2 separate regions of the Homo sapiens genome follow, and region 2 is linked to region 1. The links are chromatin loops, found by intact Hi-C in ENCODE. Cell type or tissue: OCI-LY7. All regions are shown on one strand. Links, peaks and the distances in the headings refer to the core of each region. The heading gives the core; the rest is flanking DNA. Region 1 overlaps PNKD (PNKD metallo-beta-lactamase domain containing). Region 2 has its middle 3.3 kb from the start of CATIP-AS1.

What was found. Peaks named below come from ENCODE experiments on the same cell type or tissue, not always from the same donor. Only the 100,000 strongest peaks of a DNase experiment are listed, where the experiment ranks them.
Region 2: it touches region 1 in a loop (4-fold over the local background); 9 of 110 quality-filtered maps call a loop at or near these places.

Annotation. Positions count from the first base shown.
Region 1 is chr2:218,299,936-218,302,847 of GRCh38, reverse strand. The region is part of intron 2 of PNKD (PNKD metallo-beta-lactamase domain containing); the gene reads right to left. Among named protein-coding and RNA genes, the nearest start is that of TMBIM1, 8.9 kb to the right of the region's middle. In OCI-LY7, for the core only: CTCF peaks have their summits at 1,191 and 1,390 (motif pointing left); a DNase peak (open chromatin) is centred at 1,367.
Region 2 is chr2:218,369,794-218,372,705 of GRCh38, reverse strand. No RefSeq gene overlaps it. Among named protein-coding and RNA genes, the nearest start is that of CATIP-AS1, 3.3 kb to the right of the region's middle. In OCI-LY7, for the core only: no CTCF peak of the experiment used is centred there; DNase peaks (open chromatin) are centred at 1,715 and 2,055; H3K4me3 peaks cover 1,544 bases; H3K27ac peaks cover 2,500 bases.

The DNA of each region.
Region 1 (2,912 bases), core at 191-2,690:
CTCCCTTCAACACACACATACATTCTGCGCCCCTGTCCCCCCGCCCTGACTACCTTGGGCCACGTGTTCTCAGGGTCTCCTGAGGGCTGTGTCAAGGGCCATAGTCGCTCATATTTGGTTCAGAATAAATTTCTTCAAATATTTTACAGAGTTTGAATGTTTTCATTGATATCTTTAGGCTGAAATTTGAAGTCCTTAAAGAGGCCCTGAGACTCTGTAGACCTGGCCCCTGCCACCTCCCCAGTCTCCTCTTGGGCCATGCCCCAGTGCCCACCACTCTCCAGCCACACCACTCTCCTGGAAGTTTCTGGAACATGCCAAGCTCTTTCAGCTTCAGGGGTGTCTCCACACCTTCACATAGCTTGATCCTTCTGCTTAGAAGGGTCACAGCACCATTGTCCACCACCCCCCACGGCCCATCCCCTCTGTAGCTACTCTTTCATGCCACCTTCTGCCAACATAAGAGGTGCCTGGGTGCCACTCTTTTGTTTTTGTTTTTTGAGATGCAGTCTCACTCTGTTGCTCAGGCTGGAGTGCAGTGGCGCTATCTCAGCTCACTGCAACCTCTGCCTCCTGGGTTCAAGTGATTCTCCTGCCTCAGCCTCCCGAGTAGCTGGGACTACATGTGCGCACCACCATGCCTGGCTAATTTTTTGTATTTTTAGTAGAGACAGGTTTCACCGTGTTAGCCAGGATGGTCTCGATCTCCTGACCTGGTGATCTGCCTGCCTCGGCCTCCCAAAGTGCTGGGATTACAGGCGTGAGCCACAGCTCCCTGCCTTGGGTGCCACTCTTTTAGGGCACTGAGTCAGCTTTCCTTAAGTGCATGTATTACAGTTTGTAAAGATACCTTTGCTTATGAGATGAGTTGCTAATATCTGTCCTGCCTTCCCTACTGGACTGTAAACTCCAAGAAAGCGGGGGCTGTATTTTATTTACTTCTGTATCCCCACAGGTCTGGCACACAGTTGGCCCCTCATAAATGCTTGTTAAATAAATCTTAATGGTATTGGGGTTGAGTCCTGGCCCCTTTCTTTTCTCCCGTTTTTGTTTGTTTGTTTGAGACAGATGGTAGCTCAGGCTGTTGCCCAGGCTGGAGTGGCATAATCACAGCTCACTGCAGCCCTGACCCTCCTGGGGTCAAGCCAACCTCCCACCTCATCCTTCCAAGTAGCTGGGACTACAGGCACGCACAACCATGCCCAGCTAATGTTTTAATTTTTTTAAAGAGATGGGTCTCACTATGTTGCACAGGCTGGTTTCGAACTCCTGGGCTCAAGCCATGCTTCTGCCTGGGCCTGGCTAAAATGCAGAATTACAGGTGTGAGCCATTGCGTCGGCCAAGGCTCCCTTTTTCTAGCCAAACAGTGCTAGTCAGACTCTGCCCCCTAGTGGTCATGTCTGGGAACTGATTGTGGCTTGTTCCAACCGCTTCCTAGATGTCAGTTTTTGACTTGTTAAAAGTAAATGGAACGCAGCAGAAAGTACTGAGTGCAGGCCCTGGGCTAGGCATCTGGCCAAGATGAATTACGATCTAGACCCTGACCCCCAGAATTCCCCCTTAAGTCAATGACCAGCGCTATAGATCTGTGCTGTTTCATATGGTAGCCACTAGCCACTTGCCACTGAGCACATAAAATGTGGTTAGTGCAACTATAAAACTGAATTTTTAATTTTATGTAATTTTAATTCATTTAAACTTAAATCTAAACATTGGCTGCTCTGTCTATGGAGTAGCCATTCTTTATTCCTCTACTTTCTTAATAAACTTGCTTTCATTTTACTCTAAAAATAAAACAATAATAAAATAAACCTTGATGCTTATTTCAGTTATTGGAAAACACTCAAGTATGTACATTTTACAAACACTTTTCAGATTTGATCTAAATACAGATCCTATATTTCTGATGAAAAAGTAACATCCTAATTGAGATATGCTGTGTCAAATACATACCAGATTTTGAAGACTTAGTATTTAAAAATCCCATTAAAAATTCACCTATGGCCAGGCGTGGTGGTGCATGCCTGTAATCCCAGCACTTTGGGAGGCAGAGGTGGGTGGATCACTTGAGGTCAGGAGTTCGAGACCAGCCTGACCAACATGGTGAAAACACATCTCTACTAAAAATACAAAATTGGCTGGGCGTGGTGGGGCATGCCTGTAATCCCAGCTACCTGGGAGGCTGAGGCAGGAGAATCTCTTGAACCCAGGAGACGGAGGTTGCAGTGAGCTGAGATCGCACCACTGCACTCCAGCCTGGGCAACAGAGCGAGACTCCATCTCAAAAAAAAAAAAGAAAAGAAAAGAAAAGAAAAAAATGTAGACTCTCAACCTACTGAAGCAGAATCTGCATTTTAACATGAACCCCAAGCGATCTATTTGCACATTAAAGTTTGAGAAGCAGTCACCTATTAGACATCCAAGTGGTGATATAGGCAGCAATTCTCTGATTGCTTGCTCAGAGACATAGGAAGCAAAGTCGAGGCTGAGAGTGAGGCTGCAGAGGAGGTGTGGGAGTTCAGAAGGGACTGTAGAAAGTGTGGAGTAATTGCCTAGGATGGGTGTGTTAGTATGAATGGACAAGTTAGTGTGCATGAACTTAAAGCGAGATCAGTCAGGACCGTTGCATGTTTTTACCCTCACTTTTGGCTATGTGGGTGCAGAGTTGAGATTTTGCTGCTGAGAACCATAAGGTAGAGTTGAGGCTGCATGCAAAGGAGTAATTATAATATTGGAATCCAAGCTGGTCAAGGAGGAAAGTGAGGATGTGAGAGATAAGAAAGAGGTGGTGGTCAGGCGCGGTGGCTCACTCCAGTAATCCCAGCACATTGGGAGGCTGAGGCAGGTGGATCACTTGAGCCCAGGAGTTTGAGACCAGCCTAGGCAACATATGGAGACCCCATCTTTACAA
Region 2 (2,912 bases), core at 249-2,748, 70 kb before region 1:
AGGCAAGCCACAGCAGTGAGACTCCCAGTGGTGTCAATGCACTAAGGAACAACGCACTGAGGCCGGGCCCAGTGGCTCACGGCTATAATCCCAGCACTTTGGGAGGCCGAGGCGGGCAGATCACCTGAGGTTGGGAGTTCGAGACCAGCCTGACCAACATGGAGAAACACCATTGCTACTAAAAATACAAAATTAGCTGGGCGTGGTGGCGCATGCCTGTAATCCCAGCTACTCGGGAGGCTGAGGCAGGAGAATCGCTTGAACCCGGGAGGCGAAGGTTGCAGTGAGCCGAGATCGCATCGTTGCACTCCAGCCTGGGCAACAACAGTGAAACTCCATTTCAAAAAGAAAGAAAGAAAGAAAGAATGCACTAGTTTCTGGGTGCCTGGGGAAGGAGAAAGTGTAAAGTCAAGCCTACTCTGCATGTATTAAAGCAGGAAGGTGACTCTTCTCTGTTCTGGGATCTGTCTCCAGAGAGTTACATTTGATCTGTTTAGGAGAGTGGATTGGCACATGGGCTCTGGAGCCAGACTCTCTGAGTCCAAATTCTGGCTCTGACACTAACCAGTGTGTGGCCATGAGCCTTGACCTCTTCCTCATCTGTAATATGTGAATAGCAATAGAAACCACCTCATAGGGATATTGTGAGAATCACATGTATTATGGGTTTCCTCTTAATATTGTTACTATTTTAAAAAAGATTTTTATTTTATTTTGTGTTTTAGAGACAGAGTCTCACTCTGTTGCCCAGGCTGGAGTGCAGTAACAAGATCATAACTTACTGTACCCTTGGACTTCAAGACTCAAGGTATCCTATCTCCTCAGCATCCTGAGCAGCTGGGACTACAGGTAACTGCCGCCACGGCTGGCTAATTAAAAAAATTTTTTTGGTGGGGCGCAGTGGCTCATGCCTGTAATCTCAGCACTTTGGGAGACCTAGGTGGGTGGATCACTTGAGGTCAGGAGTTCGAGACCAGCCTGGCCAACATGGTGAAATCCCTTCTCTACTAAAAATACAAAAATTAGCTGGGTATGGTGGCCCACGCCTGTAGTCACAGCTACTCAGGAGGCTGAGGCAGGAGAATCGCTTGAACCTGGGAAGTGGAAGTTGCAGTGAGCGGAGATGGTGTCACTGCACTCCAGCCTGGGTGACAACGCACAGCTCCGCTTCTAAATAAATAAATCAGTTTTGTTGTAGAGACAAGGCCTCACTACATAGCCCAGTCTCCTATTCCTGGCCTCAAGTAATCATCCGGCCTCGGCCCCCAAATTGCTGGGATTACAGGTGTGAGCCACTGAGTCCAGGCTGTTATTACTGTTTATTTCCTTCCTCCTCCCTGGAGCCCCATACTAGGACAAGGCTGCATTAGGCACTCTCACTGCATGTCTACATTCCCTTCTTAGCCCTTCCCATGCCCTATACTTTTATATCCCCCCATGGGATTACTGGGGGCTGTCACTTCCTCTCTAGGCTGACTGTGGGCGATGCAAGTGGCGCCTGGCCTGTTTGCTGGCCACAGCATCCCTAGATCCAGTGCCTGGCACTTCAGAATTGCTGAACATGTTTTTTTCTTTATGCTGAGAAATGCATCTCTGTTTTTTTTTTTTAACTTTTTTTTAGAGACAGAGTCTGTCTTTGTCACCCAAGCTGGAGTGCAGTGGTGCAATCACAGCTCACTGTAGCCTTGAACACCTGGGCTCAAGCAATCCTCCCCCCTCAACCTCCTGAGTAGCTGAGACTATAGCCTTGTGTCACCATGCCCAGCTGACTTCTTGTATTTTTTGTAGAGACAGGGTCTTGCTGTGTTATCCAGGCTGGTCTCAAAATTCTAGACTCAAGTGATCTGCCGCGTGGGCCTCCCAAAGTGTTGGAATTACAGGCATGAGCCACTGCTGCCGGCTGAGAAATGTACGTCAGTATTATGGAGCAAGAGGACGGAGTCACAGTAGTTCTGGGAACAAATACTAAGATTTTAAAATAAACCAGTTTTGAAATAGACATCACAGAGGAGACAGGGAAGTGGCTCAACTCCTCCTCCCTATTGCAGGCACCTGATGTAAGAGCTCAGTGAAGGATGAACCTGCGTGTGTTGCAAGCTGCTGCCTTGGCCTCCTCCAACCGCTGCAGGGTTTCTGGACTAAAGGGAGCTCTGTCGATCTTTCTGGGAATGTTCTGGGTGCATGGGGTTGGGTCAGCCTGTTTCGGTTCCCCACAGATGAAGAGAACTTGCCAGAGCCTAGGCGACCCTCTGTGATCCTGCCCTGCCCATCTTGCAGTTACTGCGTGTTTTTCTCCTGCCCCTTCATGCTCCAGCCTCAATGGCCTGTTCCCAACATGCCATGCTCACAGCCTTTGCACTTGCTGTTCCTTCTGCCTAGAAGGCTTTTCCCTCAACTCTTCACAAGTCTGACTCCTTATCATTTAGGTCCCAGCTCAACTGAGACCCTAGAGAGGCCTTTCCTGAAGTCCCCACCCTCAACTCTCCATCACTGCAGAAAGTTCTATTGGGTACCACTGCTCTTGACCACAGACATGCATTACACTTTCCTACTTCTGTCCTTTGCTCATGTTATTTGCTTTGCCTGGAATGCTTTACCTCACCTTAACAGAAATCCAACCCCTGTAGAATTTGGCAATATGCTAAAATAAAAGTCTTAAAATTAGTTCAGCAATGTAACTTGTCAGAATGTATCCTTAAGGAAATAACTTGTTGATATATGCAAAGATTTAGCTACAAGGATGTTCAGTGCAACACTGTTTATAATAGCAAAAATAGAGGCTGTGTGCAGTGGCTCATGCCTGTAACCTCAGCACTTTGGGAGGCTGAGGGAGGTGGATTGCTTGAGCACAGGAGTTCAAAAGCAGCCTGGGCAACACAGGGAGACTGGTCTCTGAAAAAAAAAAGAAAAAG